2 separate regions of the Homo sapiens genome follow, and region 2 is linked to region 1. The links are chromatin contacts, found by Hi-C or POLR2A ChIA-PET in ENCODE. All regions are on one chromosome and are shown on one strand. The core of a region is the stretch at or near the end of the contact, and the rest is flanking DNA. Distances in the headings are between cores, read along the strand shown. Region 1 has its middle 110 kb from the start of ASB9. Region 2 holds the start of CA5BP1-CA5B (CA5BP1-CA5B readthrough).

What was found. Hi-C counts contacts between places; a loop is a spot of excess contacts on that map. ChIA-PET counts read pairs that join two places held with the same protein, here RNA polymerase II (POLR2A). Pooled maps may share reads with other maps.
Region 2: a loop to region 1 is called in a pooled map, with 8 times the contacts of the local background. The contact joins the promoter of CA5BP1-CA5B here to the enhancer-like site in region 1. A Hi-C loop is called at or near these places in 2 of 37 single-sample maps with no recorded cell type and 7 of 50 pooled maps. POLR2A ChIA-PET finds 5 or more read pairs at or near these places in 1 of 52 experiments (Caco-2).

Annotation. Positions count from the first base shown.
Region 1 is chrX:15,156,542-15,161,561 of GRCh38, forward strand. No RefSeq gene overlaps it. Among named protein-coding and RNA genes, the nearest start is that of ASB9, 110 kb to the right of the region's middle. Within about 2 kb of position 2,335, at least 4 of the 41 ENCODE cell types and tissues checked have a DNase peak (open chromatin) inside an H3K27ac peak, as active enhancers do.
Region 2 is chrX:15,673,196-15,678,215 of GRCh38, forward strand. CA5BP1-CA5B (CA5BP1-CA5B readthrough) reads left to right here and starts at 2,263. Exons shown (of 12, transcript NR_160544.1): 1 at 2,263-2,583. It also overlaps a transcript of CLTRN not described here and the pseudogene CA5BP1. RefSeq lists enhancers at 1,192-1,695, 1,928-2,546, 2,219-2,338.

The sequences.
Region 1 (5,020 bases), core at 1,085-3,584:
CGTGTTTGTTCATTTTGTAGAAGATGGCTTCAGAAGTGCAATGATGTCTGAAGGAAACAAGTCCTATATAGCATCTTGAGGGTTTCCTTTCCCATCTTTGGGAATACTTCTGACAGCACCAGTGATAATGTCAGTGCCTGGTTGCATTTCTTCAAAGTTGCAACCAAAGACTGAGGAGGGCTCATTCATGAGACGGTGTGAGATACTCCTTGTGGACTCTCAGAAATAACCAAAGTTGACTTTGAGGGAAAGGCTGGAGGTCTGGTGTCAGCAGATAGGGACTATGATCCAGCTATATTTGGGCATTAATAATAATGTTACCTCATTTCTACCCCTGCTTGTAAGACCTGGGGAATTTTGGGTTATGGTTCTATTGTATGCCCCTTGAGATTTGGTTCAGATTGTGCCTCGCTGGAGCCCACAGATTTGGTTCACAGTTGGTTGTGTGATAGGCAGACTTCTAAGATGGTCACTGGTGATTCCCACTTTCTGGTGTTCACACCCCTGTATACTTCCTTCCTGATAAGAGGCTCACGCCTGTAATCCCAGTGCTTTGGGAGGCCGAGGCGGGCAGATCACCTGAGGTCAGCAGTTTGAGACCAGACTGGCCAACATGGCGAAACCCCATCTATACTAAAAATATAAAAATTCGCCGGGCATGATGGTGTGCACCTGTAATCCCAGCTACTTGGGAGGCTGAGGCAGGAGAATCGCTTGAACCCAGGAAGCAGAGTTTGCAGTGAGCTGAGATCGTGCCACTGCACTCCAGCCTGGGAGACAAGAGCGAGACTCCATCTCAAAATAAATAAATAAATAAATAAATAAATAAATAAATAAATAAAATGAAAATAATAAATAAAATAAAAAATAAAGAGTGGGCAGAAAACAGTGACTAGAATATGGAAAAGGATGAGATGTCACCTCAGCAGGCTTTCTTTATTGCCTACTTAGCTTGCACACTTTGATAAAGTAACTTGCCATGTTGGAAAAGCCCAGTTTAAGGAACCGAGGGAAGCCTCAGGCCAACAGCCAACAGGGAACTGATGCCTCAGTCCAGCCGCCCTTGAAGAACTGAATCCTGATGACAACCACGTGAGTGAGCTTGGATGCAGATCCTTTTCTACTTGAGCTTCAGGTAAGAAAAAATCATAGCCTTGATTGGCACCTTAATTACAGGGTTGTAAGAGTCCCCAAACCAGAGGACCCATATACCTAAGCTATGCCTAAATTCATGATCGCATAAACCATGTGTTATTTCAAGCTGCTAAGTTTTGGGGTAAGGTGTTATGCAGCAGTAGATAAGGAATACAGGCTGGGATGGAGGCCACAGATGTTTGTGCATTCTGTTTCAGATGGACACTAACACTCAATCATAAATCTTACTGCAAAAAAAGGATAGTTAAAAGATGGCAGGCTATTAAGAAAAAAATACCCAGGAGTGTAAAGAGATACAGTGACAAACAGATAGACTTTGGAAAGTCAGGGAAACCTAATTTCAAATTCTGGTTGTCAAGCACAAGGTAAGGCCAAGGCCTGGCATATTTGACCAGTAAAGAAACATGAATCCTTTTTAGATTCAGGCAATTTATTACATAGACACTGAAAGGAACAATAGCCAAAGATGTCAGCTCCCCATGGCCTCTACTGAGAGAAACAGTGAAATAAAAGGGATTCAATGACTGCAACACGAATGATTGGACATTTTCATGTCTATAGACAAGAATCCTTTTGCATTGCTGTCAGTTATCTACAAGTGAGAGTCGTAACTGAACTCCCACAGAATCAAAATTGATAAAGGCATGTGGGTTACCACTGAAGTACAAATTTTTCCTTGCATCACTATGCCAAGTGCTATGAGGATATTAACTCATTCAAAATTCTCAACAATCATGTAAGAATGGTAATATTATTATCAGCATTTTTAAAAGAAGAAACCTAAGCCACCCAGAAATTAAACAGCCAATCAAAGTCACACAAAGTGAGTGGCAGAGCCAGGCTTTAAACTGGGTCTATTATCTTAGTCACCATGCTCTTCTGCCTTTCCGTGGTAAGCCAATTAACTTGATTGGACAAAGGTCCTAAGAAAGGAACTATTGAAAAAGGGAAGCTCCCAACTATTAAGGTTAAGAGCTCTAGAGAACTGAGAAGGGATGAAATTCAGATGCTTACATTGTTCTTCATCTTCCAGAAGCTGCTAGGCTTGTTGTCCTCTATGAGGCAGAAAAGAAACTAAAAGCAAAACAAAATAAAACTTGTTTAAGGGGCAGCGTTTTATTCCCTGTGTAGACAAGAAAACCGAGATACACAACAGGTGCTGTTCCCTACATGCCGGCAAGTTGTGAACAGCCCAACAAACTTCTAAGAAGAACCTTTGTCATGTGGTAGTCACATTTCCTCTTAGGACAACCAAGGGGGCTTCCTCAGTGGCAGGTACTTATGAGCTTCTGTTGCTGCCCTTAAGGCTCATTTACTTTCAATCTTAGAGACAGGAAACACTGGAAACCTCAACTTAGCACAGATACACCTTCTCTCCCTAAAGAGTGCTTCTCAGTAGGGACCAGGGGACATTTGGCAATGTCTGGGGATTTTCGGTTGTCACAACTGGAAGGGGGCATGCTACTGGCATTTAACGGGTTGAAGCCAGGGATGTTGCTAAACATCCTACAGTGCACAGGACAGCTCCCATCACAACAAAGGATGGTTAGGAAACCCTGCCCTGTAGGCAGCAGTGTCCTGAATCACTGACTCAGACACCACTCAGAACGTCTCCAGGGAAAGAAGTACATAGGGGAGGAGGGGACAGGTTGATGAGTAAAAGCAAGCATCACCGGCATCATCCTTTAGTGAAATGAGTTCTTCAAAACAGTCAAGATGAATCAATGGAGTCCTGAATTAGTTTCTATCTTAAATTATTGAATTTACATATCTCCTAGAAAAATCAGGCATCTGGCTCATGGCTGGAGCCAGTAACTGAGAATCATGCCATACAATTTAGAGTCTAAGCAACCTTTCTTCCCATGCCTGCAACATTCTCAATCAACAAATAGGATCATCAGACACTTTGCAAAATATCCAGACATCCATTTTTCTGGTTTCCAAATAGACACAGAAATATGGAAACCCTGAACTGCTTCACTATTCAGCAGCAAAATTGATTTACTGAGAGCCCACAAGCATAACCACTTTAACTTAACAGGTGCATTAGTATAATTTGAACGGCATAATAGCAAAGCCAAAAAAGCCATTCAGTCATTGACAGATACAAACAATCCCAAGAAATTAAGGAATAACAGCCTCCCCAGAATAAAACTCAAACATACATTTAAGAAATAAAATAGGCCGGGCGCGGTGGCTCACGCCTGTAATCCCAGCACTTTGGGAGGCTAAGGCGGACGGATCACGAGGTCAGGAGATCGAGACCATCCTGGCTAACAATGTGAAACCCCGTCTCTCTACTAAAAACACAAAAATTAGCCGGGCGTGGTGGTGGGCGCCTGTAGTCCCAGTTACTCGGGAGGCTGAGGCAGGAGAATGGCGTGAACCCGGGAGGTGGAGCTTGCAGTGAGCCTAGATTGTGCCACTGCACTCCAGCCTGGGCAACAGAGCGAGACTCTGTCCCAAAAAATAAAATAAAATAAAATAAAATAAAATAAAATAAAATAAAATAAAATAAAATAAAATAAAATAGTCCTACCAACAAAAGACCCTTCTGTACCAATATAGAAGAGACAGGGAACACAATTTTTTAGAGTAAGCCCTACCAGATTTACTTGCATGTAAGGTAGCTCAAAAGTACCTACAGCATCTTGACAGAATTTGATCCAAGTTTCTACAGTGAGGCAGAAGAAAGAATAATTCAATCTTGTCTTATCTCCTTGAGAGATAAATTGATTTACCTTGCAATAGTTTCCTGTACACTTCATGAGACAGTTAATTTTGGAGGTATATGTTTATGTTACCAAGGAACAGAAGGCCTCAAACCTTTCATTGTAAAGTAAAAAGGTTGGCCCACTCATTGGCCCTATTATGTTTACAAGGAAACACTCTAAGAGGAGGGTGGGGAAGCAGCCGTCCCTTCATCCCTCAAAGAAAATTTTATCATTTTATCCTTATGTGTACAGAAAAATGACAAATGAATAAGTATATGTTTAGCCCCAACTAAGTACTAGGCATTTAGAGTACAGTCAATTCTCACTACTTACAGTAGTTAATGTTCTATAAAGTCACCATGAACACTGAATGAGCAAATACAGAACCATTGCTCCTAAGGGAAATACCGGATTGGGTTTCTGTAGCATCTGGTTACATTTTCATCAACTGATTAATATATTACCTTGTTTCGTGAATTTCTGTTTAAAGACACTTTGTTTAATACATATTGTTGATTAACTACCTTGACTCATGGCCAGAAGCACTATCACTCGTGCCTGAATGAATCTTATCTAACACACCTATTCTCTCCATAAAACGTATTACAGCATTTTTGCACTCAGGAACAGTAGACAGCACTTCAGCACTATACTTGGGAGCCATTTCAAACAGCAAAATCACCAAAAAATACGGCATTGAATAGACTAAAAAAAAGACATGGGAGATATTAACCTGGCCTTAGTTTAGGAGAATGGAAAATATTTAGTATTAGTGAATATCTGATGCCTATATTTTGAATGAATCTTCTTATAAAAGCGTTGGTAGCTGAAAGTAAACTGGGGCTAAAGAAGATGACACATGAAAGGAAATAAATTCAAAATAATTTTTAATGTTCTTCAGATATTCTTGTCTGACACTTGGTTGAGGATCAGTTACAGTTTTTTAATGTAAACTCCATAACTTAAAGAGTAAGAGGTTTCCATAAATACCTAATCCAGACCTTTAAGAATGTTTCGAAGCAACTTCAGTGAAAAATATAATCAATACTTTCAGAAGGAACTGAATAAACTTATTTTTTCAAATGTTGCTGTTTCCAACTAGATCACTATCTAGAAATTCCAATTTTAAAAAGCAAAGATATAAGAAAAGT
Region 2 (5,020 bases), core at 1,013-3,512, 520 kb after region 1:
TGATTGATTGGTTTTTATGAACACCGTAAAACTTTAAAATACTTGTTATCTCCTGTTTTCTATGGAAGCTTAGAGTGAGATCTCTTGCCCACCTTCAAAAACTGTTCTGGATCTGAAAGTGTGCATACTTGAGTGTTAATCTTACCATTGGCTACATTATTTATTCTCCCTCCATGAATTTCCCCTCTGGTTCCTTAAACTATAATACTTACTTTATACAGTGTTGCCTATATTTTGGTACGCGGCCTCAAATCATCTGGGAGAAAATAATGCTATAAAAATCAATGCAGTAATTTACACAGGCTGCACTTGATCCCATTTCCGGTGTGTTTAATTTTTCATGCAAAAAATGATTAGCATTGGCAACATTTTATATAAATGAGATAGAGTTCTCAGAGCCAGGGTGAGCTTAATAAAAAATGTTTTGTTGAAAATTGTCTTTTACTCTGTGCTCCTTGTAGCTCAATATTGTGAAAGTTCCCACTGTCTTCAAAGCAGAAATGGATGGAAGGTGGGAAGAGAAAGGAACTTTTACACTTTATATGTGATCATAAAATCTTGATTACTGGCATATGTAGAAGTGTATATAGTAAATCTCACTGCCATGGAGGGAAAAATTGTAATCCTCTATACAAGTGAAAAGGGAATACTTTAAATGAAGATTGAGAATTTATTGTGAAGGGAGCTGTACTAACTGCTATGTAAGTGGCTTCCTATGTTTGCTGCCCCAAAATACTCCTGCTAATTAGAACAACAAACCAGCACTTATCAAGTCCTTTTCCACCTATCAACTCCTTTATTACACCATCTTTAATTTTCTCAATTCTTGTGCCATCTAAACTTGAGTTGGGGAAGCTCAGTCTGTGATCTCTTTGACTCTTGTCTTATTTCTTACTGGAACATAGTACTTGATAAATCTGTCTTGAATGAATGAATGAATGAATGGCTAATGGAAAGTGTCCATCCTCTAAGAATGTCCGTTCAGAAATTTCTGGACAGAAAAGCTGGTAATAACCTCCTCACTTTTTTCCTGTGAACCCAGAATTGCGAATGGAGGGAGTAAAAAAGCGTAATCTTGGAGCAGGGGGCTGCAAACAGAGGTCTGAATGTGGTGGTGTCTAGACAGGACCTAGAGAGCATTAGGGCACCAAGTGCCTAGGAAAAGTCATCAGGAGGACACATCAGGAAGTAGAGGAGTGTGCTTACTCCATGTATCTCCCTAGCATTTAAAGTCCGCTGACTTTAAATGGGCTGGAAGGAACACGGTTCCAGTTTATCTCCATATCGGGTTAAAGGACATGAAACCTAGCTAGAAGGAACATTGCTCCACCACTGGCCCATCAGTTCTGTTTCCTACTCGGTTTTTGCTTAACGAGTTGTGGTGTTTAGAGTTGGGAGATACATGGAGAAAGTCACTTTTTAGGAGAGGATCAGAGATCCGCAGGCTCATTTCACTCTATAAATGCCGCGGACATCTGGTTCCAGGACCTGGACAGTCCTCTCTGGAGACTGGTGGGCCCCTCCAACACCTCCGTGGCTTCCCGGGATCAAGTATCGCACCTAAAAGGAGCGCAGAGAGCGTGCAACTGGCGGGAGAGGCGTGACCAGAGTGGAACCAAAAGTGGGTGGCCTGGGAACCTAACGCGTGACCAGAAGTGAAGGTAGGTAAGTGCGCATGCGCAGGATGCGAGTGGCCAATGAGGACCACAAGGTTGTAGCGTGTGGCCTGAGAGGACGGCCAGGACTGGCCAGAAAAGAGAGGTGTGGAATGCAGTAAGAAAAGTGACGCGGACCAGAGGGGTCTTGCCTGTTCCGAGAGAATGGAAGGGGTTAGCCACGGTGGGAACGGCCACGGCGGGAACGGCCCCGCCAGTGAGGAGCGCAGGCAGCAAGGCTTAGCGGAAGAGGCGTGACCCAGGCGTACCGCAGGGGCGTGGCCCGAACGAGCTGACTTTAGCCCTTACGTGAAAGGCGTGGCGTAGTCGCAAGGGTGTAAAAAAGAAATTCGAATTCGCGGGACGGTCGGCCTCAGGCGGAGTAGGGACGTGAGCCCAAGGGAGGGAGGTGGGGTAGGCAGACTAGTTGTGACTGGATGATCACTGGGCGAAGGGTGGAAAAGTGGCCACAGATGGAAAGGCGGGCTGCGGAGTAGTGACCGGCAAGGGAGGTGGCGCGAAAAGGGAAGTAGGGACATGACGTAGTTGGAACGCAGAGACGTGCCTCGAACGTGGGGGGCGCGGTCCTTACGTGTGGGCGTGCCTTGTTGCTCTGAGGGGCGTAACAAAGATGGTGGAGCAGGCGGAGGGCAGAGGCGTCGGCAAGTTAGCGTGCAGGCGCGTGGCAGCGACAGGAGATGTGTAGCCAGAGCGCAGAGCAGGTGTGGACTCCGGCGCTGGGGAAGCGTGGCCAGGGCGAGATTTCAGCCTGGGTCGGGGACAGAATGGGGACTGATAGGGGCGTAACCTGGAATGACGAAATGACGTTTGCTGCGTAGGGACGTGGCTAAACGTGAGGGGGCGTGGCCAAGATGGCCGCGTGCGGGATCCTCGGGTACCGGGAGCGAACGAGGAGGTTCTGGCTCAGGTAAGTCGTTCGGGTAAGGGCGGGCGGCAGTAAGGAGCGTGGGCAGCAGCAGGGCGTGGTCTGCTTGAGAGGGCAGGAACTGTGCCACTTGCCGCAAACATGACCGCGTGCCGCTATCGGCCCTGGAGCCAGAGAAGCTTTTGGTGCGGCGAGGTTGGCCGGGGCCCTGGCGGGGCTTCTCTGAGGAATGGGAGTGGGAGGCTGGCGGCGGGGAAATAGCCACTTCCCCACTCTAGCCCTCTTTCTCCGCTATGGGGATCACCAGACATCCTTTTAGGATTCTGTCTATTAAAAAGTAGAACAGCTTTCCCAGAGACATTGCGGGATGAGAGGAGTGTCCAGAAACCAAGGAGCAGCAAGCTGGGACTCCCTCGGGTCTGCATTGTTGATATTCCCACCTGACTATGCTAGGGGCTATGGACAGACACAGCCACCCCAGAGTAGATCAAAAGCACAGTTGTGTCCCTTGGACAAATCTGAGTTTTTCTGTTGTGCCTTGCCCCAGAGCCGGAGGAGAGGAACCTCCAAAATGCAGACATTCTTGGTGGCTGGGATTCTGTGTGATATTCAGCGTTAAATGCTGCTGCTCTGAGGCTGCTGGAAACGCGTTAGTATTAATATCTGTGTACTTCTCTCACATTTACTTTTGCTGGAAAAGCTTGGGAAATGACTTAACGAAGATGCGTAAACCTTAATTTGTTTATATGCTCCTTATTAGCCACTGAATACCACATTGCTTTCTGCTTCCCCTTCTTCTTTACTGATAATCTGACCATTTCCACTATGCACTTTGAAAGTCTTGCTGGAGTATGGAGAATAGTCAGAAATCTCTGGTAAGATGCTGCCCCGCGCATCTCTCAGAGGAGTCACTATTCATAGCCTGCATCAGAGTTCACAATGAACCAAAGTTCACCCCACCTCCCCTGTCTTCAGGGACTTAGTGAAAAGCTGCACTGTTCTTGAATATTTTGGAAATGAAAAACTTTCTGGGCTATTTTAAATCAGTACCTGGGCTGGAATTAACCGAAAGGCGAAACAGCAAGGGCACCATTCTCTGTGCCTATACGTAGCTGCCCTGTGCTTGGAACCAAGCAAAAAGGCTGCCACTGCTCACAGTTGCAATGGAATAAAGGTTGAGTGCCTTGTGATTGCATATGAATATTAAGGAAATCTGATGGAAAGAGGGAAATTCATCATGTCACTGGCCACACTGGGGCAGTTAGTTGCAACACACAAATCAGGTATAATATATTTTGAAACCTTTGGCAACCTCAGATTGGGATCACACTCTCAAGGAAGAAGTGAGTGAGAGGAGGAAGCTAAGCTTTCTTAAGACATAGCAGCGTAATCTCTAATTTAAGTTTCAGGAAATTGCAAAAGGCAGGCTTCCTTTTGAAATCAGGAGTTGAGAAAATGAAGAGTCAATCTGATGCCAATCAAGGAATTTTTCAATATAATTGTAACCTTTTGTTAGTACTTTTCCTGTCTCTTTCGCATAAGTTGCTTAATCAGGCAGAGTTCAAGCTATGAGGCATTTAATAAATACATTACTTATGAATGACATTTAAAGACTTTTAGAATCTTTTCTTTTTTCACACATTTCTAAGGCTGCAAAACAACAGAAAAAGAACATGTTAGTAATATCCAAGGCATACATGAATAATCAGTGACAGCAAAGGATGTGTAGCACAGAAGGCTTAGCTCTCCTAGGCGGTATCCAGCCACACACTGGTAATTGTTGAAATGGAGTATTGGATATATAGATGATTTATTCTCACCATTTTTTTGTACAAGTTTGAAGTTTGCCCTAATAAGGGGAAAACAGATTCTAAATTCAGTTGACCCATGGACTATTGCTGTTTAAACCTGCTAAGTGAATTCAGATAGTGAAGTTATTTAAAAACCAGATGCTCTTACCTGGCTGCAGGAACTATCAAGATAAGATATTGAAAGCTTATTGGCAGTCTGTCTTTTAAATCCTGAGCCAGACTTTTTTACATGGCTTCAACAAGGTGATTTTTCATCTCCTTAGACATTTTGACATACACACTCCCACTAAAAACTGTATTTACACAAACACAGATAAAACTAAACAAAAGTGATTTTAACTTTGGTTTGAGAATTGTCAGCACCTTTTAGGCAACGCAGACATACTTTAGGTGTCACTGGCTGTTACGAGTTCAATTGCACCCTCCCATCTCAAACTCATATACGTTTAAGTCTTAAGCCCCAGTACCTCAGAATGTGACCTCATATGGAGATTGGGTCTGTATAAAGGTAATTATGGTCATTAGGGTGACCACTAGTCCAATATAACTGGTGTCCTTAATTAAAAGGGAAATTTGGACACAGACAAGATGAGAATGGCTTACGAAAATTGGATTTAATGCTGACACAAGCCAAGGAATTACCAGAAGCAAGGTTTATTAGGTGTTCT